Regions from separate parts of the Homo sapiens genome. Here all the other regions are linked to region 3. A link is a loop called in an ENCODE intact Hi-C map of the cell type or tissue named here. Cell type or tissue: heart right ventricle. All regions are shown on one strand. Links, peaks and the distances in the headings refer to the core of each region. The heading gives the core; the rest is flanking DNA. Region 1 overlaps OSBPL2 (oxysterol binding protein like 2). Region 2 overlaps LSM14B (LSM family member 14B). Region 3 overlaps TAF4 (TATA-box binding protein associated factor 4). Region 4 overlaps OSBPL2 (oxysterol binding protein like 2).

Evidence for each region. Hi-C counts contacts between places; a loop is a spot of excess contacts. Peaks named below come from ENCODE experiments on the same cell type or tissue, not always from the same donor. Only the 100,000 strongest peaks of a DNase experiment are listed, where the experiment ranks them.
Region 1: a loop joins it to region 3, with 2.3 times the contacts of the local background. A loop is called at or near these places in 3 of 110 quality-filtered maps.
Region 2: it touches region 3 in a loop (4-fold over the local background); 97 of 110 quality-filtered maps call a loop at or near these places.
Region 4: it touches region 3 in a loop (2.1-fold over the local background); 7 of 110 quality-filtered maps call a loop at or near these places.

The regions. Positions count from the first base shown.
Region 1 is chr20:62,280,844-62,285,843 of GRCh38, forward strand. OSBPL2 (oxysterol binding protein like 2) reads left to right here. Exons shown (of 14, transcript NM_144498.4): 8 at 215-322; 9 at 947-1,036; 10 at 3,203-3,326. Among named protein-coding and RNA genes, the nearest start is that of ADRM1, 20 kb to the right of the region's middle. In heart right ventricle, for the core only: no CTCF peak of the experiment used is centred there; a DNase peak (open chromatin) is centred at 2,228; H3K27ac peaks cover 3,416 bases.
Region 2 is chr20:62,132,930-62,140,598 of GRCh38, forward strand. LSM14B (LSM family member 14B) reads left to right here. Exons shown (of 9, transcript NM_144703.3): 8 at 361-546; 9 at 1,234-2,445. The coding sequence ends at 532. It overlaps PSMA7 (proteasome 20S subunit alpha 7), which reads right to left. Exons shown (of 7, transcript NM_002792.4): 3 at 6,852-6,976; 4 at 6,146-6,268; 5 at 5,242-5,361; 6 at 4,435-4,497; 7 at 3,804-4,020. The coding sequence ends at 3,928. Among named protein-coding and RNA genes, the nearest start is that of PSMA7, 6.6 kb to the right of the region's middle. RefSeq lists an enhancer at 914-1,413. In heart right ventricle, for the core only: CTCF peaks have their summits at 4,084 (motif pointing left) and 4,286; a DNase peak (open chromatin) is centred at 4,092; H3K27ac peaks cover 1,893 bases.
Region 3 is chr20:62,022,031-62,029,699 of GRCh38, forward strand. All of the region lies in intron 1 of TAF4 (TATA-box binding protein associated factor 4), which reads right to left. Among named protein-coding and RNA genes, the nearest start is that of MIR3195, 39 kb to the right of the region's middle. RefSeq lists enhancers at 1-390, 391-1,168, 5,975-6,610. In heart right ventricle, for the core only: a CTCF peak has its summit at 4,145; a DNase peak (open chromatin) is centred at 4,164; H3K4me3 peaks cover 356 bases; H3K27ac peaks cover 1,546 bases.
Region 4 is chr20:62,258,037-62,263,036 of GRCh38, forward strand. It overlaps OSBPL2 (oxysterol binding protein like 2), which reads left to right. Exons shown (of 14, transcript NM_144498.4): 3 at 1,945-2,089. Among named protein-coding and RNA genes, the nearest start is that of OSBPL2, 22 kb to the left of the region's middle. In heart right ventricle, for the core only: a CTCF peak has its summit at 2,532 (motif pointing left); no DNase peak of the experiment used is centred there.

The DNA.
Region 1 (5,000 bases), core at 1-5,000, 260 kb after region 3:
TAGAAAGCTTTGTAGATGCTACAAAGGAAAGAAGAAGTACATTTCAAACGCATGCTAAATACACAGCCTCCGTCGCAGGGGCTTCAAAGCAGCGTGCTGCTCTCCCGCGGGTGCCGGTTGCTGTGACCCAGCCCCGCCTGGTCGTTGCGTCTTGGGTCACGTCGTGTCTTGGCTTTTCTGGACTCTCACTGCTTGTTTTCTGGTGTCTTCACAGACATAATGAAGCCTACACCTGGACCAACCCCACCTGCTGCGTCCACAACGTCATCATCGGGAAGCTGTGGATAGAGCAGTATGGGACAGTGGAGATTTTAAACCACAGGTGACAGCACCCCACCGTTGGGTGAGAGCGCGAGGCTCCGGGTGGGGATGGGCGAGCCGGGGAGCGTGAGCATCCGTGCTCCTGGTGGGTTTTAGCTCAGCCTCACGAGCTGCTGCCGTGTCCCCGCCAGCCCAGGCATAGCAGCTGCCTAGACTTGACTCTGACCGGTGTTGGCCATGAATGCTCCTCGTTCAAGACCTCGTTTTTCGTCACGGTTGTTACTTTAAGGCTTTGAGCTATGCTGAAGAGCTGTGTCATTGCCAGGTGCAGCGCAGTGGCCGTCCACGGCCGTTGGCCACTGTCTAGGCTTGAATGCCCTATTCCTGGAAGCTCATGACTGGTGGGCTTTGCCTTTTCACCACTTTAGTGAGGTATAATCGATGCATCATAAGACTCGCCCATTCTGAATGGACACTTAAGTGATTTTTAGTAAATTGACCGAATCATGGAGCCGTCCCCACAGCCCATTTCAAACACTTCCATCGCCCCAAAGGCCCACCACACCCATTTGCAGTCACCCCCCGCCTGCCCCAGGGGCCTCCACCGCGCTTCTCCTGTTACAGAGTTACCCTTTCCGGCTGTTTGCTGTCTTGCAGCAGAAACCTGTGTTTGTTTTTCTCACAGAACTGGACATAAGTGTGTGCTTCACTTTAAACCGTGTGGATTATTTGGAAAAGAACTTCACAAGGTGGAAGGACACATTCAAGACAAAAAGTAGGTCCTTGCCAAGTGTTCATGGGGCACCACTACAGCCTGTGTGTCCACGTTAGAAGGGCTCAGGTGCTCCTGGGCCTGCGTGTGCCTACGTGCATGAGACGCGGGTACACCAGTGCCATCTGTTCATGGTCCAGAAGTATGACTCTTTTTTGTTTTGGAAAGACATTTTGTTATTGAGCATAAAAGGAAATAAAGGGTATTTTTGAATGTAGTTTCTAGGTGGCTTGTTACTGGGGCCATCTTCTTTTGATAAAATTGTCTTGAGAAGTCAGCTATTTCCACTGGGAGATGAGAGGGGACTGTTTCGCAGCAGAGCTGAGGTGGGTGGGAAGTGTGGCCTTGCGTTTTCCTTCTACCAGCACCCCATGCACGTTGTCAGGCAAGACTCAAATGTGTTAGCTTGAGGGGCGTCAGTGTCACGTGACCAGTTCACTCCAGTCTTTAAATCAGGGACTTTCGCAAGTTTTTGTGAGCAGAGAAATGGTCAGTACTGTTCCAACAAATTTTTCAGTTTTTTTCTCCCCATTTGGGTTAATTACTTTGTAATCTGGGTCTCACATTTGTTTTTTTCGTAAGGAATTTGAGCCATAGAATGTCATGAAGTTCCTTCTAGTTCCAAAAATGTAGACATTTCCCATTAGAAACTAGTCCCCAATTTAAAACAGTCAGGGCCAGGTGCAGTGGCTCATGCCTGTAATCCCATCACTTCTGAGGTGGGCAGATCACCTGAGGTCAGGAGTTCGAGACCAGCCTGGCCAACATGGTAAAACCCCGTCTCTACTAAAAATACGAAAATTAGCCAGGTGTGATGGCGCACATCTGTAATCCCAGCTACTCAGGAGGCTGAGGCACAAGAATCTCTTGAGCCTGGGAGATGGAGGTTGCAGTGAGCCAAGATCACGCCAATGCGCTCCAGCCGGGGCAGCCAAGCAAGAGGCTGTCTCAAAAAAATAAGACAGTTGGTGTTTCTGCTCTGTCCACCCTCTATGGTAGACCAGAAATGCACCCGTTTGAACAGCCTATAAAATAAAATGGCCAGGCTTATGACTGACCATTTCTCCCATAAAACATGTGAGGATCAACATGTGGACCTAGAAGGGACAGCAGTCTTACAACAGGGTAGCAGTCATCAGTGCCTTGACACCTCTCCCCCTTGGAACTCAGCCCAGGGAGCAGCTGGCTGTCTGTTTCCAGAAATAGGCGGGGGCGCCGAGGCCAACACTCGCTGACCCTCAGTGAGTGCATGTAAAACATGTTTTTCCAGAACCGGGCAGGGACCCCGAGGCCAGACTCGCTGACCTTCAGTGAGTGCATGTAAAGTGTGTTTTGGTTGTCTGGTTTTCCATCCTAAATTTAAGGGTGCTCTGTCCTTGGAGACAGAGTTGTCCCCAGGCTGTCTACTAGGTGAGGCCTGGCCCAGTTCCCCGCGTCTGTGTGCTGGCTCTGCAGGCACTGCAGTGACACCGTCCCCTCCTGGGTCCCGAGTCTGTCAGAGTTGCACTTCCCGGGAGTCTGTGGTCACGGTTGACTCTTCCCAGCAAGAGGCGAAAGGAGAAAGAAAATGGAGTCTGGCACTATTTGGCTTCATCCCTTTTAGAATCGAGAGCTCTGGTGGCCACTCTGCAAAGGTCTCTGGGTTGTTATTGATGAAAAAAGGCAGGCGGGGAACCAAAGATCAAGCAAGCAGCATTGACTGCACTGATTGATAGAAAAGGGCTGAAGGACACACACACAACACATTGAGTGTGTTGAAAATGATCAGTGGGCGCATGCAGCTTTACATTTTAAAACGCTCACTCTTTTTTGCCCCTTCCCGTCTCCTGCAGCCCCCTGGACCAACCATCCTTTGGGTTTCCATCCCTTCCCGTCTCCTGCAGTCCCATGGGCCATCTCTCTTTTGGGTTTCTGTCCCTTCCCATCTCCTGCAGCCCGGTGGGCTGTCCATCCTTTAGGTTTCCGGCCCTTCATTTTCCTTTCCGTGGTGTGTATCGGGGCTACGAATGGTCCCAGAATGCAAATTTTCACCTTCGCATTTATGTCCAGAGATGTCCCAAGATGCATAAGAAAACATACCTGAGGGGAATTTATTCCAGGGTGCCACATGTTTAGACAAATGGTTTGTAATGACTAAGACTTGTCTTTAAAAATCCCATTTAATTACAGCAAAAAGAAGCTCTTTATGATCTATGGCAAATGGACGGAATGTTTGTGGGGCATAGATCCTGTTTCGTATGAATCCTTCAAGAAGCAGGAGAGGAGAGGTGACCACCTGAGAAAGGCCAAGCTGGTAAGGGCTGGGGCGTCCCCGGGCAGAGCTGAGCCCTGGGTGCTGAGGGCTGCCAGGCCGCTGCTGCCTTTAGCTCACCTGTTGGGGTCCCAGGGAACCTTTGGGCCCCACCAGGAGAGATGAATGTGCAGAATTTGTCTGTCCAGATGAACCATATATTGTGGGTTCCAGTATCAGTGAGGGGGTTTATCTGTATTTCTTTCCATTTTTTTTTTTTTTCCCCTCCAGGCAGGGTCTCCCTCTGTTGCCCAGGCTGGAGTACAGTGGTGCAGTCATAACTCACTGCAACCTCCAGCTACCAGGCTCAAGCAATCCTCCCTCCTTAGCCTCCCAAGTGGCTAGGACTATAGGCATGTACCACCATGCCTGACTAATTTTTATTTTTTTTAGAGATGGGGTCTTGCTATGTTGCCCAGGCTGGTCTTGAACTCCTGGGCTTAAGCAGTCCTCCCACCTCGGCCTCCCAAAGTGCTGGGATTACTAATAGGCATGAACCACAACACCCAGCCGGCATATCTGTATTTTGGTTGCACGGAGGCTGCTGCTATAAACCGTGGGCACCAGTGCCCACGAGTCATACATAATTGCTGGCCCCCATGGCTGGAAGTATCTGAGGGAACCTCAGGCAAGGCCGTTTCTTTTCTGGAAGCTCCAAGTTCTGGGTCCTTCTTAATAAATCTTCTCGCTTTCTTTGAGTTAGCCTAGACATATTGTTAAAAATCAAGTGAATTTCAATTTTTTGTTTTTAGTTGTGAGTACCAGATAATATATTCAACAGCCAGAAAGTACTGGCAAGGCTTTTCCCCTTAAAGCTTTGGAATACTCATTATCTTAAGACTAGTTGTTCTTGAACTTAAAAATAAAAGGGATAGTTCAAAAGAGGTGTCCTATTTTCTACATAATGAATTGGAATGTACCAAACCTGAAATGTTCAATATTTATTTAACGGAAACATTCAGCCTCCTCCGGATCCCAAGTGTTTTTTATGTTGTTGTATTCATTTGTGCTGTTAGACACCTTTTCTAATCACCCTCTTTTATTTAAAAAGGAAAATTCTGCTTACACACTAGACAGACCTAGAAGGGTAAATCCATTTAGCGATGTCTTTTGATGCTTTCCTGCTCCTTGAGGTGACCTAGAAACGGGAGTTTTCTGTGAATCCTTGTCCTTGAGCTGCGGCTCTCCCTCGCCCCAGCCTCGGGCCATGGTGCCTACAGCCAGTGTGAATACAGCTAGTGCAGGAAGCCCTGGGCTTTGACTCGCTTGTTTTCAGTGGTCTCCCTGAAGAGCTGCTTCTGGAATCATTCCCTTTTCTAGGACCCATTTATTTTGAGAAGCAATGTGGCAGGTTTTGTCTTTTCATCAGGGTGTAGAGAGCCTGAAACCCCCACACAGGAGCCACTTCTTGATGGGGGCAAAGCTGCGCTATCTAGAAAGCTCTCAGTCCCAGAACCTGCCTTCTGGAGAGGCGCCATGTGTGTGAATGAACCTGCTGTTTGGAAGGCACCGCTGTGTCGTCGCACTCAGACTCCATGAAGCCACCGCTGTGTCGTCGCACTCAGACTCCATGAAGTGCTGTTTCGCGTGCACCGCTTCTCCCGAAGGGAAACACGCCTGGCCACTGACTTCCTTCATCTCCACGAAGGGAAACGCCTGGCCACTGACTTCCTTCGT
Region 2 (7,669 bases), core at 1,382-6,381, 110 kb after region 3:
CACTTCATGGTCCGGTCTCAGGTCTCCTGGGCCCCTGGGCCTCCCCAGGGCTCCTCTCTGTGCCCAGCGAGCAACAGCGGCTGCCTTGGTAGCCAACTAGTATCACTGCTTGCCTGTGGTGCCAGAGATGGTAGAGATGGATCCCGATCCCCGGCCCACTGTGGAGACAGTCCTGGTTGGAAACGTGGCAGGGAGCACCTGCAGTGCCGGAGCTGGGCTCCAGAGCTGACGGGGCCGCCCCTTCCCTGTAGTGGCCCTGGTGAGTCTGTCCCTCCTTCCCTGGGCCGCTCTGAGGACGAGGCCTGGCCAGAAGCCTGGGAGTCAGTGCCTGCTACAATCAGCATTTCCTCTGTGGTTTAGCTCCAGGCGGACGACGTGGGCCGAAGAGAGGAAGCTCAACACAGAGACCTTTGGGGTGTCAGGGAGGTTTCTTCGTGGCCGCAGTTCTCGGGGCGGATTCCGAGGAGGCAGGGGCAATGGGACCACCCGTCGCAACCCCACTTCCCACAGGGCCGGGACTGGCAGGGTGTGAGGGTGCAGCCAAAGGTGAGTGGATGAACCTTCTGGACGCTTTGGTGGGAGGGTGTAGGGTCAGGCACACCTGGAGAGCTTAGGAAGGTGGGGAGCAGGCTCGGTTTCCCAGGAAGAAGAGAGGCCCAGAGGTGTCAAAGCCAAACCGAGGGCCTCGACCCTATGAGTCACCCGGGAGGCTCTTGGCCAACTTCAACCTGCATCTGTGGGGGTAGGATCCAGGCCCCAGCATCCTCCAAGTGAGATTGCAGGTATGGGAGGTGAGGTGGTGCGGGAGTCGCGTGGGCTGGGGGCTCACCACCCAGGTGAAGCCAGCAAGTGAGACCTTGCTCCAAAGCCAGTGTCTTGGCCCAACCCGGCCCTAAGTGAATCAGAGGCTTCATTTTTAACCAGGTCCCAGTGGATTTGTGGGCACCTTAGGGTTTGGGCGGAGCGTCCCACATGGGGTGCCTGGTGCCAACCCCACCCAGCGCCTCGGGACAGCCAGGTGGGCCCTGGAAAGACTAGCCCTCCTGCCACTAGCTGCGTCCCTGTCCCCAGTGTATTGTACAAGTAGGATTCTCAGAGTGGGTTGTGAGAAGAATGGGGGTAGCCAGTCTGACTCTGGGGGCAGGAGGGAGGCTGAGTGGCTCCTGCTCGCCAGCAGGGGCAACAGTGCTAGCTTATCCCAGCAGATGCTTGACTTCCTGTCATCTCTTGCAGGCTCCTACTGAAGTGGCGCATAACTGACGCTGTGTGTGTCAGGACGCGAGGAAAACGCTGCACTTACAGGGAGAGGTGGTCACTTTGTTTACGGAGTTTGGAAGAGACCCATACTGCTACTTGTGTTTTGGACTTAACTGAACTTGGACATGGTCTGAGTTAGAACCACTTGTTTTGGGGAAGTATTCATGGGTAACCTCTTTGAGGTCTCTTTATCTGTGTTTCCTTTTTAGTTGCGCATAGCCTAATTCTAAGGTTTTGGTATTTTGCAAAAAGGTTTCTATAGTGAAAGCTGAATCCTTACTTTGTGACTTTTTTTTTTTTTTTTAATGACAAGCTTTGACTTTTAAAAGTGGAACCAAATCTGTTGGCAGAGGTGGCAGCCAAGTACATCTCTGTAACCCAGCTGGCCCCTGGTGCTGTTGGCCTGGCACCCCACTGCCAAGGGTGGGGTCTCAGGAGTCAGGCAGGGCCAGCACAGGGTGGCGTGGGGGGCAGGGGTGGGTGGGTGGAGGGCACGGAAGGGGTTTTCCCATGGATCATGTTGTATAAGTGAACCAGACCACCCTGATGGCATCCACAGTGATGTCAAGGTTGGGGCTGGCCAGGGGTGGGTGGACTAGAAGCATTTGGGAGTAGTGGCCAGGGGCCCTGGACGCTAGCCACGGAGCTGCTGCACAGAGCCTGGTGTCCACAAGCTTCCAGGTTGGGGTTGGAGCCTGGGATGAGCCCCGGCAGCGCCTTGGCCCTTCTGTGGTCCCTGCCAGCCTCTGACCTGGGCCGGTCAGTCATTGCTGGACTCTGGCCACACACTGGCGTTCTCATCCACTTGGAAACAAGCCAGTCTTTTCTGCAAGGTCAGTTGACCAAGAGCATATTTCCCCTCTGTTGTACATCGTTGTTTTGTGTTTGTGTTGTAACAGTGGGTGGAGGGAGGGTGGGGTCTACATTTGTTGCATGAGTCGATGGGTCAGAACTTTAGTATACGCATGCGTCCTCTGAGTGACAGGGCATTTTGTCGAAAATAAGCACCTTGGTAACTAAACCCCTCTAATAGCTATAAAGGCTTTAGTTCTGTATTGATTAAGTTACTGTAAAAGCTTGGGTTTATTTTTGTAGGACTTAATGGCTAAGAATTAGAACATAGCAAGGGGGCTCCTCTGTTGGAGTAATGTAAATTGTAATTATAAATAAACATGCAAACCTTTAAAATTTTCTTTTCTGATGCTCTAAGAATCCTGTTGACTCTTCTGCCCAAGTCACCTCTGCATCATGTCCAGGTCTGGAGCACACACTTAGGCTGGTGGAATTTGGGGAGACTTGGGCCCCATCAGGTGATGGAACGAGGTGGCTGACCCAATTGGTCGGGTGAAGTGCGGCCAGCAGACCCGGGTTCTCCCTGTGGGCCACCCTTCTGGGATGAATGGCTCTGCTCTCAGAAACTGGATACAAAGTTCTTTTAAAAACCCAGCTCACAGATAACACCTGTATCATAAGCAGTGGCCCCTTTGCCACCTTCCTGCTGCCTCCAAGCTCCCCAGCTCAGGAGCGTTCAGGTTCTCAGGCACCGTAGAGCATGTTACACAGCCATGAGCAAGCTGCACCCTGGACCCACGCAGAAAAACAAAGACATGGCTGGTTCTAGGCTCAGAGCATCCCATTTTAGTCTAATGGGTTTCCAGGTGACCTTAAAAGTGGCCCTCAGAGAGGACGAGGAGACACACCAGCTGCATGAGTTCTCCTTTCATTACCTGCCTGTGGCCATCAGGCTCCACAGCAGAACTGCCAGTGGGGGGCCCTCCCATTTCTTGGGTGGGGGTAATGGGTATCCTTGACCAGCAGAAAAATAAATGTTACGTGTGCCAGATACTGGTGGCCACAGTCCTCACCCAGCTAGAGAACTTGGTGAAACAGGTATTGCCTCCCAGAGCATCGCAAGGTAGTCAGGTTATCGTGTGCCAGCTGACCTTGCTGTTAAAATGTTCATTGTTTTGACAACTGTACATTTTACGCTGAGCTCAAAATGTATCTGGGCCCCTTTACTCCTTTTTAGAAGATACATGCCCAAAACCAAGGACCAGAGGACCCAAAAGCCTTAAACTGTGGGACTAGAAGTCAAAACACAGGAAAGGGCAGAGAATAGCCAGAACCAGTCTTCAACATAGGGGGCAGACGTCAAGATGTGGTCTATGAAAGTCAGACATGCAAAGCTGCTTTGAACAAAGCTGCTGCTCTACAGAATGAACCCAGGGCTACTTGTGTTTGTGTCCTTGACATTATACATTCATTAGGGGACTAGAATGAAGGTCTAAAAGCAAACGGAAGTCATTCTGTGTCTACAACAGAGAAACAGGTCTGCTGAAGGCCAGGTTTCTCTGCAGGACCCAGGGCAGCAGCTCTGACTTCCCAAGGGAGGAACCTGTGTCTCACACTGGCTTACTGTCTTAGCCACAAGGAACAGAAAGGAAAGCTCAATTACGGTGGCTCAGGGTTGAAAAAGAAGGGTGAGAGATGAGAGGACTGCTGTGATTGCACCTAAAGATACACATTCTCTTAAAAAAAAAAACAGGTTAAAAATACGGAAGTTTATTGTAGGACACTCAGTGTGAATAAATGGAATGGAAAGGCCTACACATCGAGACTCATCCATGATTGATATGAATTTAAAAATTACAAGCAAAGACATTTTATTCATCATGATGCTTTCTTTTGTTTCTTCTTTTCGTTTTCTTCTTTTTCTTTTTCAATTTCAGCAACATACTTCTCAATTTCTTCAGGATTTAAAATCTATAGAAAAAAACTTCATGGTTACCTAAGCCACACAAGGTGCCAAGGAACCAGCGCCCTCTTCTGGGGAGGGCGGCCAGGCTTTGGCACTGCTGCTCATACAGCCTCTTTGGAGAGGAACCTCAAGAAAAACAAGAGGATGCTGGCCTGACCTAGACAAGTATTAAGCAGCAGTAGCAGCAGCAGCAGATCTGACTGGCAGCCGCTCAGCATGCCCAGAGAACACGCGTGGACCATCTAATCAGAGGAAGATGGGAATCTTCTCTTTGACGTATGGGGAGCCTCAGAAAGACATTTTCCTAATGTTAAAACCACAGAATGGCCCTATGATGTTTCCTTCGGAACTGGTACTGCTCAGCCCTGATCATGGGAGAAAACTGACAGGTAAAGAAAGCAGACAAACTTGGTGATTACCTTGAGGGATTGATCTCGCCTCATGACAGCAAGTTCAATGTTTTTGCCACCTGACTGAACCACCTTGAAGGGACAGAAGACAGGAGCATTAACCACCTTTCCCTATTCAAGACAAAAGCAGCTCTCAGGAGTACCTTAAATAGGTGTGTACCCAAACCCAGCACCGTCCCAGGAACAGAGGTCCCAGCCCCCAAAACCTGTGTCTTTGTCCTAAACTCATGGCCATTTGTGAAGTCTGTTTGGGATGCCTGCACACCCCTCCGCCTCCCAGCACTGGGACTCCTCTCTCCTGCACAGTAGCGCTGCTCCAGGCCCTCCTCTTGACACAGTGGTTACAACCAGGAATCCTGATGCCTACGCTCCCGCCTGGCCTTCCAGCTAGTCCCTCTCTGGTTTTACCTGCTAGCACTTCAAGGTCTTGACAAAGCCCAACCATATCTCCAGTTCTCTAATCCCCTGACTTTAGCAACAGTTCAAGCCTCTGGAAGGCCTAGTGATGGCTCGAGAACAGATTCCACAGCTGGACAGCTGGGTTCACATCCTGCCTCTGGTTCTCATGCTGTGTGTCCCTGCACAACCCTCAGCTGCCCCGGCTGGATAAAGACACTAATGATCACATCTTGCATGGCTATTTCAAGGAACACAGCAGTTAGGATACACCATAGACCAGAGCAGTGCCTGGAACACAGCAGTCATTAAGCATTACTGCTGGATCCTTGCCACCTTCCTTCCTGCTCATCTACCTACCACTCACCACCAAAACGTGGTATCTTCACCACCTTGCCTGGATTCCAAATGCAAACTTACTTCCAGGAGTGCCTTGATCACCAGCTTAATGGTCAGATCATCTGTTTCAATGGCTTCGTCAGTATAGTTCTTCTCCAGGAACTCGCGCACTGACTTGGCACCCCGACCTATGGCATTGGCCTAAAACAGACACGTATGTTCTCACGTGGCATAGGGCATGACAACCCAGGGCCAGCCCTGGAACACAGCTGCCCTACATGGGCCGCCCAGCCAGTGGCAGTGGCAGGAGGCAAGCTGGAGTGCTGGACAGCAGCTGTGGACACAGGCCCTGCCTCGTGGCTTCCTTTTGCAAAGAGCTCTTTAGAGTTGATGCTGATTCTTACCGAGAATGGGGTTATACGATTGTATGTTTTACTGCGCTATCAAGAGGCAATGGGAGATTTTTTTTTTTTTTTTTTTTTGAGGTAGAGTTTTGCTCTTGTTGCCCAGCCTGGAGTGCAGTGGTGTGATCTCGGCTCACTGCAACCTATGCCTCTCGGGTTCAAGCGATTTTCCTGCCTCAGCCTCCTGAGTAGCTGGGATTACAGGCATGTGCCACCATGCCCAGCAAATTTTTTTTGTATTTTTAGTGGAGACAGGGTTCTGCCATGTTGGCCAGGCTGGTCTCGAACACCTGACCTCAGGTGATCCAACTGCCTCGGCCTCCCAAAGTGCTGGGATTACAGGCGTGAGTCACCACGCCCACCCAAGAATTTTAATTTATGTGGACTACGCTTACACCTTGCTGCCCTTTGATTTTCTTCCAAACAGCAATGTTTAATCATTTTCTTGCTCTCATAGGACTAGGTTAACTTAAACTGACTCATTCACTGATACAGGGCCTACAGCAGGAAGCCCAGGACCTCCCACCCCTCAAAGCCTTTTTCTGGCAAGACTGTCCAAAGCCCCTTTGTCACGAACTCACCTTCCAGGCATGGTATGTGCCCGAGGGGTCAGTCTGATAGAGCCTAGGAGTGCCATCAAAGTCGAAACCCACGATGAGGGCAGAGATGCCAAACGGCCTGCGCCCATTGCTCTGCGTATAACGCTAGCAAGAAAAGAAACAGGTCAGTGCCATCCAATTAAGAAACTGCATGTGAGGAAAGAACCGTACTTAGTGAAGATACGAACATTTTAAACCATGCCTGAGCCCCTTCTCAGGTTATCAGCAGTTCAAATGATACATTAGCCAATAGCTTTCAACATCCTTTTCTGCATTTTCACTCCTAGAAAAACTCACCTAGGACCAGAATTGTGAACTCAGGTTACTGGAAATTACTTTGACAGGTAGACACACATTCTGCTTACATACTAATGGCGTGTCCTCATAGGGTGGCTTCCAGCCCCCTTCAACTGCTTTGTGACTGGTCACTCAGGATGGCAAGACAAAAGCTATCATTTCCCTCCAGACACAGGAATTTGGAATATCCCATGCCAGGAACTGAGAACAGAACAATGTTACTGAAATTGGTGAGCTAGGTCAAGTTACACTTGTGCAAGTCAAGATTAGGATCACGCCCCAGAATAAATCAGTTTTCTGATTCACCTGAAGTGACATGGCAGGACCCTCCATGGCGGAGCCGTGACTGCCCTGCTGCCAGAGGTGAGCATGCAAGCGGGCAGGCACCCACCTGCTTCAGACTGGCGATGTAGCGGGTGATGTACTCCACAGTGACCGGGTCCTCCACAGTCAGCCGGTGGCTCTGGCACTCCACCCGGGCCCTGTTGATGACTATCCTTGCATCGGCGGTGAGGCCTGCAAGGAAAGCAGAGAGGCTTCTGCTAGAGAGACAGCACAAACTACAGGGTGGGGACAGACACGATGACCCAGCATTTAACCTTCCACAGACCCCCCAAACCGGCAGCAAGGCTATTCTAACTGACTGGCAGCGGAACCTATCAGCCCCTGGGAACTTCCAGGAAATTGGGTACAGATGCTTCTTGATGTGCAGTGGGGTGGTATCCCGCTAAACTCATCGTAAGTCAAAAATACCTGGCTGAAAATGCATTTACTACCCCATAAACCCATTGTAAATAAAAAATTGTAGGCTGCCGTGCAGAATCTGGATTTTTAAAAACACAGATCAACAGGGACTGTCTGCATATGAAGAATTGTGTACTTCAGACCATACTTAAATACAGTACCTGAGTCCTCTTGGGAATCTTAGAAATTGAGTTAATCCCTAATTTCATTACATGAATTGAGATCTTCCTAGATTGCATCTGCTGAGAGGAGAAATGAGCAAGACCAAAACAGCGCTGAGAACATGGCGAGGCATGGCCTGCATCCACCAGTGTGGTCCTTTTTACTGCTGGGGATGGCAGGACGTGGTTCTGTCCTCTCCATGCCACAGATGCAGTTAGCTCTAGAAAGTCCAGCCTTTCTCTAGATTGTAACTGATTGATACAGAAAAATAACAGTGGAGGTCAAATTGCGCAGCAGCCAGAA
Region 3 (7,669 bases), core at 1,434-6,433:
CGCCAAGGTCTTAGAGGGGCAAGAACACCCCAGGATGGACCCCTGGGGACACAAATCTAAGAAAATCCCTCCCTCCCTTTCCCAGCTGTATTTATAATGGTATCACGAAAGTGTCTGCGCCGTGGAGACCTGTGCAGTCAGGAGGTGGGTGGGCCTGCGATGGTTTCTGTCCAGGAAAACGCAGAGGACAGCTGTGCTGTCAGTCAGCTGCCCTGGGCCTCACTCTTCACCCAAGCATGGAGAGGTGGGAAGGGTCAGGGCTGGCTGCAGAATAAAGGCAGCCCCTCTGGAAGGCCCAGAAAACACAAACGGAGCCACCAGCAGGCAGCCTCATCCCCAGCAGAGAGGAGCATGGTCCTCAAGGAATAAGCTACCAAAAGGGCCAAAGAGATGAGCAAAAGTGGTGTTTCCCTGCAGTGGAAAGGGGTGGTCTGAAGCCTGAGGGTTTGCAGGCCCACTTCCCTCTGTAACTAGGACATTCGAACCCTCTCCATGCTACCAGCTGGGACCAGTGGTGGACAGAACACACGTGGTGATGGCCCAGATGTGGAAAGGGCCCCTCCAGAATCCAGCGTGCGCTCCTTACACAGGCTGGCTTTCTCTCTAAGCGGGTGCTGTGCTGTGACAGATGCACAGCCTCATCTTCCTTCTAACCTGTTCTGGCTAAAGCAAGTGTTCTCTCCCACCTCTCGGGGTTTGGCAGGCATAAGGGACGGCGCAAAGCAGCACAGGGGAACATGTGCTGCCCGGCGCAGGCGCTACCACCACTGTAACCCGAATATTTTGCTAAAAATTAAACTTCTGACGCAGCTCCTGGTCCAGCACTTGCAGCCCCCCCCCCGCACATTGCAGATACTATTGTAAAATCATGAACTTTGATTCATCCTCCCCTAAAACTACAAAATGCTGATTAAAACAAAAATGCGAGCAAGTGAAGGGACGTGCACTGTGTTCATGGGTCAGGAGACTCACAATAGTTAAGATGTCAACTCCTCCCAAACTGATCTGCAGAAGCAATGCATCCCAAAGTCCCAGCAGCCTCCTGTGTAGAAACTGACAAGGTGATTCTGAAATTCATACAGAAATGCAAAAGTCTTAGATTAACCAACACAACTGTAAAAAAAGGTCAGGCTGGCCGCAGTGGCTCACGCCTGTCATCCCAGCACTTCAGGAGGCCAAGGCGGGCAGATCATTTGAGCCCAGGAGTTCGAGACCAGCCAGGCCAACATGGTGAATCCCTGTCTCTACTAAAAACACAAAAAATTAGTTGGGCATGGTGGTGCACCCCTGTAGTGGAGGCTGAGGCACGAGAATCGCTTGAACCAGAGAGGCGAAGGTTGCAGTGAGCCAAGAGCACACCACTGCAGTCCAGCCTGGGTAACAGAATGAGACTCCCTCTCAAACCAAACAAACCAGAAAAAGTCAGAGAGCTGACACGAGCTGATCTCAAGATGCATTAGAAAGCTCAGCACTTCGGAAGGCCGAGGCGGGGAGACTGCTTGGGCTCAGGAGTTCGAGACCAGCCTGGCCAACATGGTGAAACCCTGTCTCTACTAAAAATACAAAAATTAGCTGGGCGTGGTGGCGCACACCTGTAATCCCAGCTACTCGCCAGGCTGAGGCAGGAGAATCGCTTGAAGCCGGGAGGTGGAGGTTGCAGTGAGCCGAGACCATGCCACTGCACTCCAGCCTGGGCAACAGAGCAAGACTCCATCTCAAAAAAAAAAAAAAAAAAAAAAAGAAAGAAAGAAAGAAAAAGAAAGCTCCAGTAATCTCAGGGCCGGGCTCACACCTGTAATCCCAGCACTCTGGGAGGCCAAGGCAGGCGGATCGCCTGAGGTCAGGAGTTCAAGACCAGCCTGGGAAACATGGTGAAGTCCCATCTCTACTAAAAATACAAAAATTAGACGGTGTGGGCACGCCTGTGGTCCCAGCTACTCAGGAGGCTGAGGTGGGAAGACTGCTTGAGCCCGGGACACAGAGACTGCAGTGAGCCGAGATCACCCCACTACACTCCAACCTGGGTGACACAGTGAGATCCCCGTCTAAAAAAAGCTCCAGTAACCAGGACAGCACAGTGTTGGTGCAAAGTTAAACAGATCAACACGGCCGTGCAGAGTCCACAAGCAGGCCCACACGCGGATGGACAAAGGCAATTCAGTGGTGAGGACGGGCTTCTCACATGCTGGAACAACTGGACAGACACAGGCAAACCCCTGGACCGACACCCCATAGTGTGTACCAACATCAACTCAAAATGGATCCAGACCTAAATGTAAAACCTAAAACTTCCAGAAGAAAACAGGAGAACATTTCTCTGACCCAGGGTTAGGCAAAGAAATTTTAGAAACAACATCAGAAACGAAATGCATAAAAGAACAAAAGGATAAACTGGACTTCATCAAAATGTTAAACTTCGGCTTTTCAGCAGACACTGCTAGAGAATGAGAAGACAAGGCACAGAACGGACAGACTCTTTAGAAAGCATCCATCTAATAAAGGGCTTGGATCCAGAATGTATGCAGAATCCTCAAAACTCAGTAAGAAAATAACCCAGGTTGGGCGTGGTGGCTCATGCCTGTAATCCCAGCACTTTGGGAGGCCGAGGAGGACAGATCACTTGAGGTCAGGAGTTCGAGACCAGCTTGGCCAACATGGCGAAACCCCATCTCTACTAAAAATACAAAAAATTAGCAGGGCGTGGTGGTGCACACCTCTAGTCCTAGCTACTTGGGAGGCTGAGGCACGAAAATCGCGTGAACCCAGGAGGCGGAGCTTACAGTGAGCCGAGATCATGCCACTGCACTCCAGCCCAGGCAACACTGAGAGACTCCGCGTCTCAAAAAAAAAAAAAGTGGGCAATTGAATAGACCCTTCGCCAAAGGTGGCAGACGGATGCAAATGAGCACACGGAGAGAGCCCCAACATCATTAGTCATTAGGGAGACATAAATTAAATCCTTAAAGCGACACCACTACACACTCACTAAAATAGCTAAAACTAAAAAGATCAGGTGCTCTCCAGGATGTGGAGCAACCAGAGCTCCTGGGCACCACTGGTGGGAGCCTCTCTGACAACAGCCCTGCAGTTTTGTAGAAAGTTAAACATACTCCTCATGTAGGACCTGCCATTCCACCTGAGGTGTTTTAAGCAAGCGAAAGGCAAGTGTGTGGCCTTACAAAGGCTTGTACCTGGGTCATTCCAAGCAGTTTTATTTCTGATAGCCATAAATTGGAAGCAACTCCAAAGTACACCAAAGGATGAAAGCATAAACAATTTCTGGTGTATCTATAATGGAAAAGCACTCAAATAAAATGGGATGAACTACTGATACAGCACAGATGACTCTCAAATAATCACACCGAGTTGAAGCCAGAAAAGAGAGAGTACACACCATGTGATATGGCTTGGCTCCGTGTCCCCACCAAACCTCATTTCCAACTGTAATCCCCACGTGTGGAGGGAGGGAAGTGACTGGATCATGGGGACAGCTTCCCCCAGGCGGTTCTCATGATAGCGAGTGAGTTCTCACGACATCTGGTGGCTTCATAAATGGCAGTTTCCTCTGCCCTCCTGTCTCTCCTGCCGCCATGTGAAGAAGGTACTTGCTTCCCCTTCGCCTTCTGCCATGATTGTCCCCAGTCATGTGGAACTGTGAGTCAATTCAACCTCTTTCCTTTATAAGTCACCCAGCCTTGGGTATTTTTTTATAGCAATGTAAGAACAGACTACTACGCTGTCTGACTGCATTTATATAAAATTCTAAAACACACAGACTCCCCTGCAGTGACAGAAAGCAGATGGGACAAGGGGCGTGGGAGGGACAGGAAGGAGGGCTAGAGAGAGGCAGAGGCCGTGCTGGGGGTAGGGTTCACCATGCTGACCCTGGGGTGATGGCTCCACGTGCATGCACATTTGTCGAAACTCACCAGTCACTTTACATGTGCTCAGTTTATTGCTGTGGATCACACCCCAGTAAAGCTCTTAAAACACACGCAGAGAGCCCTTAGAGAGCAAGAAAAAGGTACAACCCTCCCGGCAAAAAATAACGGAAAGCATAGTTTTAATCCTCTTCCTCCCAACGTCCTTCCCGAGTGAAAATAACTGCCAAGTTCACAGCTAGCACACGACCTTCCCCCACCAGCCCTGCCTCTTAAGAACACTAGGAGCTGCCCGAGAGTCGTATTAACAACTCTGTTCACCACCACACACAAAAACCAGGCCACGTTCAATGAGTTTTACTCTACCTGACCCCGTGAGCAACACAGGGACGTGAGTGTGCTGTCGATGGCACCCCAAGCGATCACACCCTCCACCACACTGCCTTTTTAACAGAGTATCTCACTGAGTAGCTCGGAGCATGAAACAGCTGCAGGGGTTCTCAGCTCCCAGCCTCCGAATGAAAGTGCGTGCTCAAGTCTCTGAAAAATAACACCAAGCTAGCTCCTTTGATGGAAAAGGGATCCCCCAAAATGACGCAGAAGGAACCGTGGTCAGGCCTGAGGAGCAGGCCACAAAGTACCAGCTCTGTGGGAGCTGGCTCCAGCCCCCATCTCCACAAAGCCGCAGGTGGACAGACTGCGCGCACCCTCCACACCCTCTGGAAAGCCAGGCTCCGCAGAAACACGAATCCAGCAGGCCACACTCGGCACAGGAAAGAGCAGCCTCTCCTGAAGGATCAGCAGCTCTGCTCCGCAGGCAGAAATGGGGCCTCCACCAACCCACCCACGGCTTGCTGCCGCCCCGTGAGTGGAGAGCTGGGCCCAACACTCTCCCCCGGGCTCTGATTCTAGGATTTATCCTTATTCCTTAGGTGGTCTGCACAGCAGTCAGCCAACTCAGCATCCCCTCATCATTTGGCCAAATTTCACAAATACGCAGTTGCTCACCTTAGAGCAAAGTTAAAACACCAACCCGTGGAGACTTCTACTCATGATTTGTTTCACTCGTTAATTCCTCTGCGACTCAACAGGAATGCTTACCCTCGTGCCTGTGTACAAAAGAGCTACGTGCAAATCAACACAAAAGAAATGGCAACAATACACCAAACTCCGAGTGAGAAGTTCACCCTGAAGTTTAAAGACTGTCTTTCACCTCAAAATGCAGAGGCACTGCAAAAGTGCATCTGTAGTGATGGCCAGATGTGGCTCTCAGGGCCCAGTGCAGAAACCTGGAGTGGAATGAAGTTTGGGAAGAAGCCAGCCTCGCAGCCCTGAGAGCCGAGCAGCGTCGTCAAAAGAGCAAGGTGCAAACCCTAAACGGGCACTGTGACTGATGGGACTTGCCCCTGGAAAACCTTCACCCAGCCTTCAGCATCGGCCTACACAGTCCCTCCTCCCCCTTGGCATTATCACAGTTGCAATTCGGTGACTGTTTTGTGATTTAGTCATTCCCTAACGTCTGTCTCCCCCCTCAACGCAAGCTCCCTGGGCTCAGGGATTAAATCTCTTAAGTTCACACAAATGAACAGATTGGAGAAAAGTTTAGTGAATGCACAGGTGTGCTGTGCCTACCCCAGGCCCATCCTCTCCCACCGTATATGCTAATTCCTTACCTGTCTCCGTTTCTCCTGCCAACCACAAAACCATACTACTGGAACTGTGTCAAATTTATCCATTTTCAGAACAGGATAAAATAACCTTGGCAAATAATTAATTTTCTGCATTGGATTCCTAAAAAAATCATTAACTTTACCTCACAAACATCTAAATCACATATTCATTCAAGAGGTGTTTATGCAACACTGACTGTCACCAAGCCCTCAACACACAACGGAGGGCACAGCAGGCATGGCCCACATCGCTCCATGCGCACGGGGCAAAGAAACAGTGACTGAGAAACAGCCTCCCGCCTGCCCCTTGACCCCTCTCAGTTCCCTGCTGGGTGGGCTGCTCTCCCCTCACCTCGGCGGCCTAGGTCGTGCAACCAGTCAGCCAGGCCAGGAGTTGTATCATTCTGAATTGCATTTTCCAGGTTGTAAAAGCAGCTTCTAAGCCATCTGATTGCTCACAGCCACCTCTCCATGGTGCAGGGTCCCACACGTGCTCTGCTCCTGCAGCTGAGCCTCCCTAAAGCACTGAGCAGAGGCCTGGACACCCAGGAGCCGCACCTGCTCTGGGATGCTGGAGGTGCTAAGGGGGGCCGGTCAGAGTGACCAACAGGGACAGACCCACCCAACACACGGGTTCTGGCCTTTTTGCCTACCAGGGCTTCTGGAAACTCAAACATACCCCCCAAAAAAATGCTACCTCCTTGAATTGAATTCTCTTTAAGTTAACTTTAAATGGCTGAGGTATTTTGGTAAAAATACTTCAGGATATTACAGTTGACCTTTGAAAAACATGGGTCAAACTTCCAGGGTCCACTTACATGCAGATTTTTTTCAACCAAGCAAGGACTGAAGATACGGCATTGACAGGACATGAAACCCACGTACACAGAGGGCTGACGTTTTGCTCGCTTGGGTTCCACAGGGAACTTGTATGTGCGTACGGGGCCCTGGAACCATCCCGAGAACACTGCGGGGCGACTGTATCTGGCGCCATCACTTTAGGAAATTCTTAGCACATGGACACACCTCCGTGAACAGGTACAGTGCACATGCGTGTCTGTCAAGCCACAGCCTGGGAGCAGAGCCCTGCTGCAAACTTCAACCCAAAGCTGCTTCTAAAAAGCTCGTGAGCAGCCTTCAGTGAGGCTGGCATCCACCTGACCTCCAACACAGATCTCCTTCCCGACAGTGAGCTCACATTCAGGAGTGCCATAAAGCACCTGCCTAAGCCTCCAATGATACTCAACAAAGGCACAGGCTTGCATCCCATAAATACCAACCCCTGTGTCAGCTACAGGTTAAAACTGCTTTGCTCAAAACTTAGGAATTCATGGGCCAGGCGCAGTGGCTCACACCTGTAATCCCAGCACTTTGGGAGGCCAAGGCAGGCGGATCACGAGGTCAGGAGATCGAGACCATCCTGGCTAACATAGTGAAAACCCGTCTCCACTAAAAATACAAAAAATTAGCCGGGCACGGTGGTGGGCGCCTGTAGTCCCAGCTACTCAGGAGGCTGAGGCAGGAGAATGGTGTGAACCCAGGAGGCAGAGGTTGCAGTGACCCAAGATCGCGCCACTGCACTCTAGCCTGGGCGACAGAGCGAGACTCTGTCTCAAAAAAAAAAAAAAAAACTTAGGAATTAATGGATCTAGGGAAGGTGTACATAGCTGTTTGTTGTACTCATTCTTTTAAGTTTGAAATTTTGCAAGATAAAACTCGGAGGCAAGGACTGTTTTGCTATCTAGACATGCAACTCTGTGTGATAATCTCCACTTGGGGGCGGTGGGCAAGTGGAGTAACAAGGTAAACAGTGGGACTCCTGGTAAACTCTGACACAGAAGCCCTTCGAAGGGAGCCCTGCTAGCTCTGCAGCACCAGGGCCCAGTGCCCACGTGCGCGCGCGCGCACACACACACACACACACACTCATACATGCACACTCCATCCAATCACCTGTACTTGGGGCTGCCGTGGTGGGGCGGGGTAAGGAAGGCCTGACTCCTGGCCTCCAGGAGCTGACAGTCTGGTAAAGAATGGGAATGCAGGCTGGGAGTGGTGGCTCACGCCTGTAATCCCAGCACTCTGGGAGGCCGAGGCAGGCGGATCACGAGGTCAGGA
Region 4 (5,000 bases), core at 1-5,000, 230 kb after region 3:
TTTGCTGTGACTTCCCAGGGTTCCCAGCTGTGTGTGATGTGGTACTCAGATGGACTCCACTGTTCTAGGAGCCACAGGGTGTGCGGGGCTGTGGGGCGTTGCTCCTGCATGGCAAGGCCTCTCCATGTGTCCCCAAGGATGAGGTGGAAGGGACAGACATCTAGGTGACAAGAATTTTCCCCCTCAGTTCTTGGGCTTCAAAACAAATAATGGAAGGAAAAAACCACTTCATCTCTTTATGCGATGAAATACCCGTGCTAGAGGTAGACTCTCGACTCCTTCACCGCCTATAATACTCATCTGACTTTGTAACTCTAATTTCAAAAGTATGTAAACTAAGCAGTTATTAAATGAATGACTTCATTAGGCATTTAATTTGTCTTAAGAATCAGTGCCATTCAAAGGAAAGGTTTGGAGGACATGAACAGTGTGTATGGGATTAAGGGCTATGAACGCAGAGGGGCTAATAAAAACAAGGGTTTCCGAGGGAGCCGACGATAGGAGATCTCAGCTTCCTCCTTTGCTCATCTGTATTTTCTGTTTTTCTACAATAAATGCATGTGGTGTCTTAGAATGTTATTAGGCCATCCGAGTAGCGTTGGCTGAGTCGGAGGCTGTGGTGGCTGCCAGGTCTTAGAATGTTATTAGGCCATCCATGTAGTGTTGGCTGAGTCAGAGGCTGCAGTGGCTGCCCGGGATGTGCTGCTTTATTCTTCGGGGTGGGGGCAGGTCCTGCCCCACGGAATTCCCTTAAGTAGGGAATGTTTTTAAGATAACTTCAGAGTGAGAAGTTAGAGATGTTGATTTTGGGACAGAGAGCAAAACATGAGAGATGGCAGGGTATTTCAGAAACTGTGGGCCATTTCAGGATTCCTTTTTAACCCATCCTCTCAAAATCACGATGTCATCCACCCCAGCACTGCCTTTATGGATGGACTCTGCTGTGTGGAGGGGCAGGACACAGCAGCTTTGCTTTGTTCTTCTGGAGCCTGTGGCAGACTCATCTGCGTGTGGGGTCCGACCACAGTTGTCTACCTGACCCTCCCGGGCTTGTGCCCCTCACGTGGAGCCCTCAGACCCTGGAAGCACTGGGTGGTTGCCGGCTGCTGCAGGCCCAGAGCCCCCATGGAATAAACTCATCGCGGGGACCCAGCCCCCACTCCACCCGGCTCTGGAGCAGAACTTGGCCCTTCCAGCAACTCAGACTGACAGGAGTTGAAGGGAGACGTATGTTCCTGTTCCCTAGTTGCCCGTTCTGTCCTGGGGAAGGGCCCACCCCACCAGGGCAGCGGCCGGCCGTTCTTCTCCAGGACTTTTGCTCCAGGAGTGCATGCATGGCTGGATCTCACTCACATTCTAAAGAGCTCCTTCTCCAGAGTCCCCCTTCATCCGGAGTCCACTCTGAGTCCAGTCACATGTGTGGCATTTCCATGATTGTTCCCTATCTGGGTACAGTTTAGTGGTGCCTTTGCGTGCCACGATGGTCTCCCTTGAAACACTGTCAGCAGGCGTGTTTCAGACCAAGACGCAGACCTTGGTCACAAGCCCTGAGCCACAACGGGCGCATCGCAGCCTTGGGATGGGTTTGAATCCGATAGAAGTGGCCCACCCAGAGCATGTAGGTCACAGATTAAAATGATGAAAGGGTTCCTTCTGGAAGATGAAGCTCATGGCCTGGGACTGGACCTCAAATCACAAGCGTGGGAGGAGCCTGGGCACTGGAGCTCGCTGGGAGCGCGTTCTTAGGAGGGAAGCTCCGTGGCACCCTCCTGTTCTCTCTGTACCGTGTCTGCTTCTGGAGAACCAGAGTTAATTCTTCCAAATGTGTCCGTTCACACAACTGAGCTCTGTAGTCACCTGCTTGCATAGTCAGAATTCTTGGAGGTAGGCTTTTAAAAAATCTTTCAGGTCCAGCGAAAATGACCATTTTCTTGTCTCGCACAGGCTTTGATTCTGATAACTCTTCTGGGGAATTTTCAGAGGCAAATCAGAAAGTCACGGGAATGATTGACTTAGACACCAGCAAAAATAATAGGATTGGGAAAACTGGGGAGAGGCCCTCTCAAGAGAACGGAATTCAGAAACACAGGTATGTTCTCTCACGTCTGCTGTTTCTAAAATGTGTCTGTAATCACCCCAAAAATACTCTGCAGGGTACCCCTCAGCCCTCACGAGCATTGAGCTGGAGTGGCACCCCCACAGCTGTCTGGCCTCCCCATCCGGACAGCCTCCTCTGTCTGGCCAGCAAGGGTTCAGAGAGACTCCATGCCTCTCTTGGCTCCTGGAATCCACAGATGGCAATTTTTTGAGCAGTGCCTTTCCCCATCTAAGAAATGCCTCTGTTCCCCTCCCTGCCCTCAGGAGTTGCTGTGAGAGGATTTGGGGTGACACAGGCTTTGTCAGGGCCTGGCAAACAGTACATGGCGTCTTGATCATCAGACCCCTTGCTGATTTCCTACAGATCTGCCTGCTTTTCCATGGGCGGCCAAGTTCATCCTCTGTCTCAGCGGAGTTCTATTGCAGTGTGTTCAGCTCTGACCCCTACAGGACAAGAAGCGTTTAATTTCCTTGTTGTAGCAAGACCTCATTCCCTTTCCTCCTCCTCCACGTTCGTTTTCATGTAGGTAGAGTCCAGTGACAGTGGCCATCACAAGAAGTCTTCAGTCCTTGGCTGGTCGCGGTGGCTCATGCCTGTAATCCCAGCACTTTGGGAGGCTGAGACAGGTGGATCACTTGAGCCCAGGAGTTGGAGACCAGCCTGGGCAACATGGCAAGACCCCACTGCTAGAAAAAAATTAAAATAATTAGCTGGGCATGGTGGTGCACGCCTCTGGTCCCAGCTACTTGGGAGGCTGAGTCAGGAGGATCCCTTGAGCCCAGAAGTTCGAGGCTATGGTGAGCTACGATGGCGCCGCTGCACTCTAGTATGGGCAACAGAGCAACACCCTGGCTCAAAAAATAAAGGGAAGAAGTCTTCAGTCTTTGTTGATAGAAGCACGAGCCAGGCGCAGTGGCTCATGCCTATAATCCCAGTCCTTTGGAAGGCCGAGGTGGGCGGATCATGAGGTCAGGAGATTGAGACCATCCTGGCCAACATGGAGAAACCCCATCTCTACTAAAATACAAAAAATTAGCTGGGCGTGGCTGTGCGCATCTGTAGTCCCGGCTACTCTGGAGGCTGAGGCAGGGGAATCACTTGAACCCGGGAGGCAGAGGTTACAGTGAGCCGAGGTCACGCCGCTGCACTCCAGCCTGGGTGACAGAGTGAGACTCCATCTCCAAAAAAAAAAAAAAAAAAAAGGCACAAAGGCAGGACAAGTGTCAGGTGGGACAGGCAGTGGCCCTGGAGCTGGTGGCATTGCGTTGCAGGCTCCAGGCACAGCCGCTAATGTGTGTCTCAGCTCCAGGGAGCTGCTCCAGCCTGGCCTCAGGCTCTCCTTCGAGCTGTAGGCCCACACGCCTGCTTGGTGGGTCCACTCTGGCACCCACATGTGCATCTCACCTGTTGTTTGTTCGTTCTCTCACCCTACAGATATGGGAGCCCCCACCCCCGCTCCTGCATTCCCCGTTTTCTAGCCCTGACTCTGTGGTCGCTTTAAATGCTGTTAGGTCCTTCAGTTCTTCCATTTGCTCTGCAACATGCCCGTCTACCCAACCACCCTTGTTTCCAGAGTGGCCTCTGCATCCCTGCCTTTTATTCCTGTTGTTGTGCAGAGGCATTTGTGTATATGTGTATTTATTGTGTTTGAGACGGAGTCTCACTCTGTCGCCCAGGCTGGAGTTCAGTGGCGTGACCTCGGAAACCTCTGCCTCCCAGGTTCAGATGATTCTCTTGCCTCAGCCTCCCGAGTTGCTGGGATTACAGGCATGTGCCACCATGCCTGGCTAATTTTTGTATTTTTAGTAGCGACAGGGTTCCGCCGTGTTGGCCAGGCTAGTCTTGACCTCCTCAAGTGATCCACCTGCCTCGGCCTCCCAAAGTATTGTGATTAAAGGTAGGAGCCACCATGCCCAGCCCAGAGGCACTTTTCAAAAGACAGATCTGGACCCCCCCCCCACCCCGTCACCCTCTGCCTAAAACTCAGGCAGGATGACCACATGGCCGGCCTCACACTCCTGCTCCTACAGAACTGTGAATGGCGCCCTGTTATACTAGAAGAAATGACCCAGCTCGGACAGTGCACCATGTGGTCACTCACCTCTTAGGAAGAAAGCCAGCACCCTCACCTGTGCCCTCAGGCCTGGCCCCGAGCCCTGTTGCCTCCCGTCCCAGCTGCAGGGGCCTCTTTCAGGTCCTCGGGTGTGTCAGCTCCCTCTGCTCCCTTGGCCTGGGGCCTCTTTTCTCTTCTTTCATGTCTGTTGTTCCTACGCATCCCATCTCCATGCAGGGTCGTATCCTTGGGGGATGCGACCTGACCTTCTGCAGAGCCACTTTCCCCTCCTGGTAGCACCTCCGAATCACAAAGTATTCACTGAATGTGTGCACGGACGATGGCGGAGCAGAGCTGGGTGCTGGCTTCCGGCAGCCCGGGCCTGGTACTCAGCAGATGTTCCTTTTCTTTTCCACCCTGCCTCATAGCTGCCATGTCCTTTCCCTCCTGCCCCCTGACACCAGTAGTGTGCCCTGACCCAGCTGCCCTGACGTGGCATTCCCGGGGCATAGCTCGGGAGCAGAGCAGACAAGAGCTCGTGCTTTCATCACTCTGGAGGTCAGAGTGTTGGTGCCAAGGTTCTGCTGGGTGTGAGGCAAAACGCCCCTCAAAGCAGCTTCCATGAAATGGGAGTTCAGCAGGAGAGCCCTGGGGTGTCCCTGGAGGGCTGTGAGCAGCAGGGAGCCCCGGGCCCCTACTCTGCAGCACCTTCTTTGCACCCTGCTCTGTGGTGTCCTGTGTGGGTCTGGCACGCCTCTCCCCAAATCCAAGTTTATGTCTCCATTCAGGCGCTCCCCTCCTAGATGGAGACAGTATCTCATTCCAGCTCCACGTTCCTGGTGGGGAGAC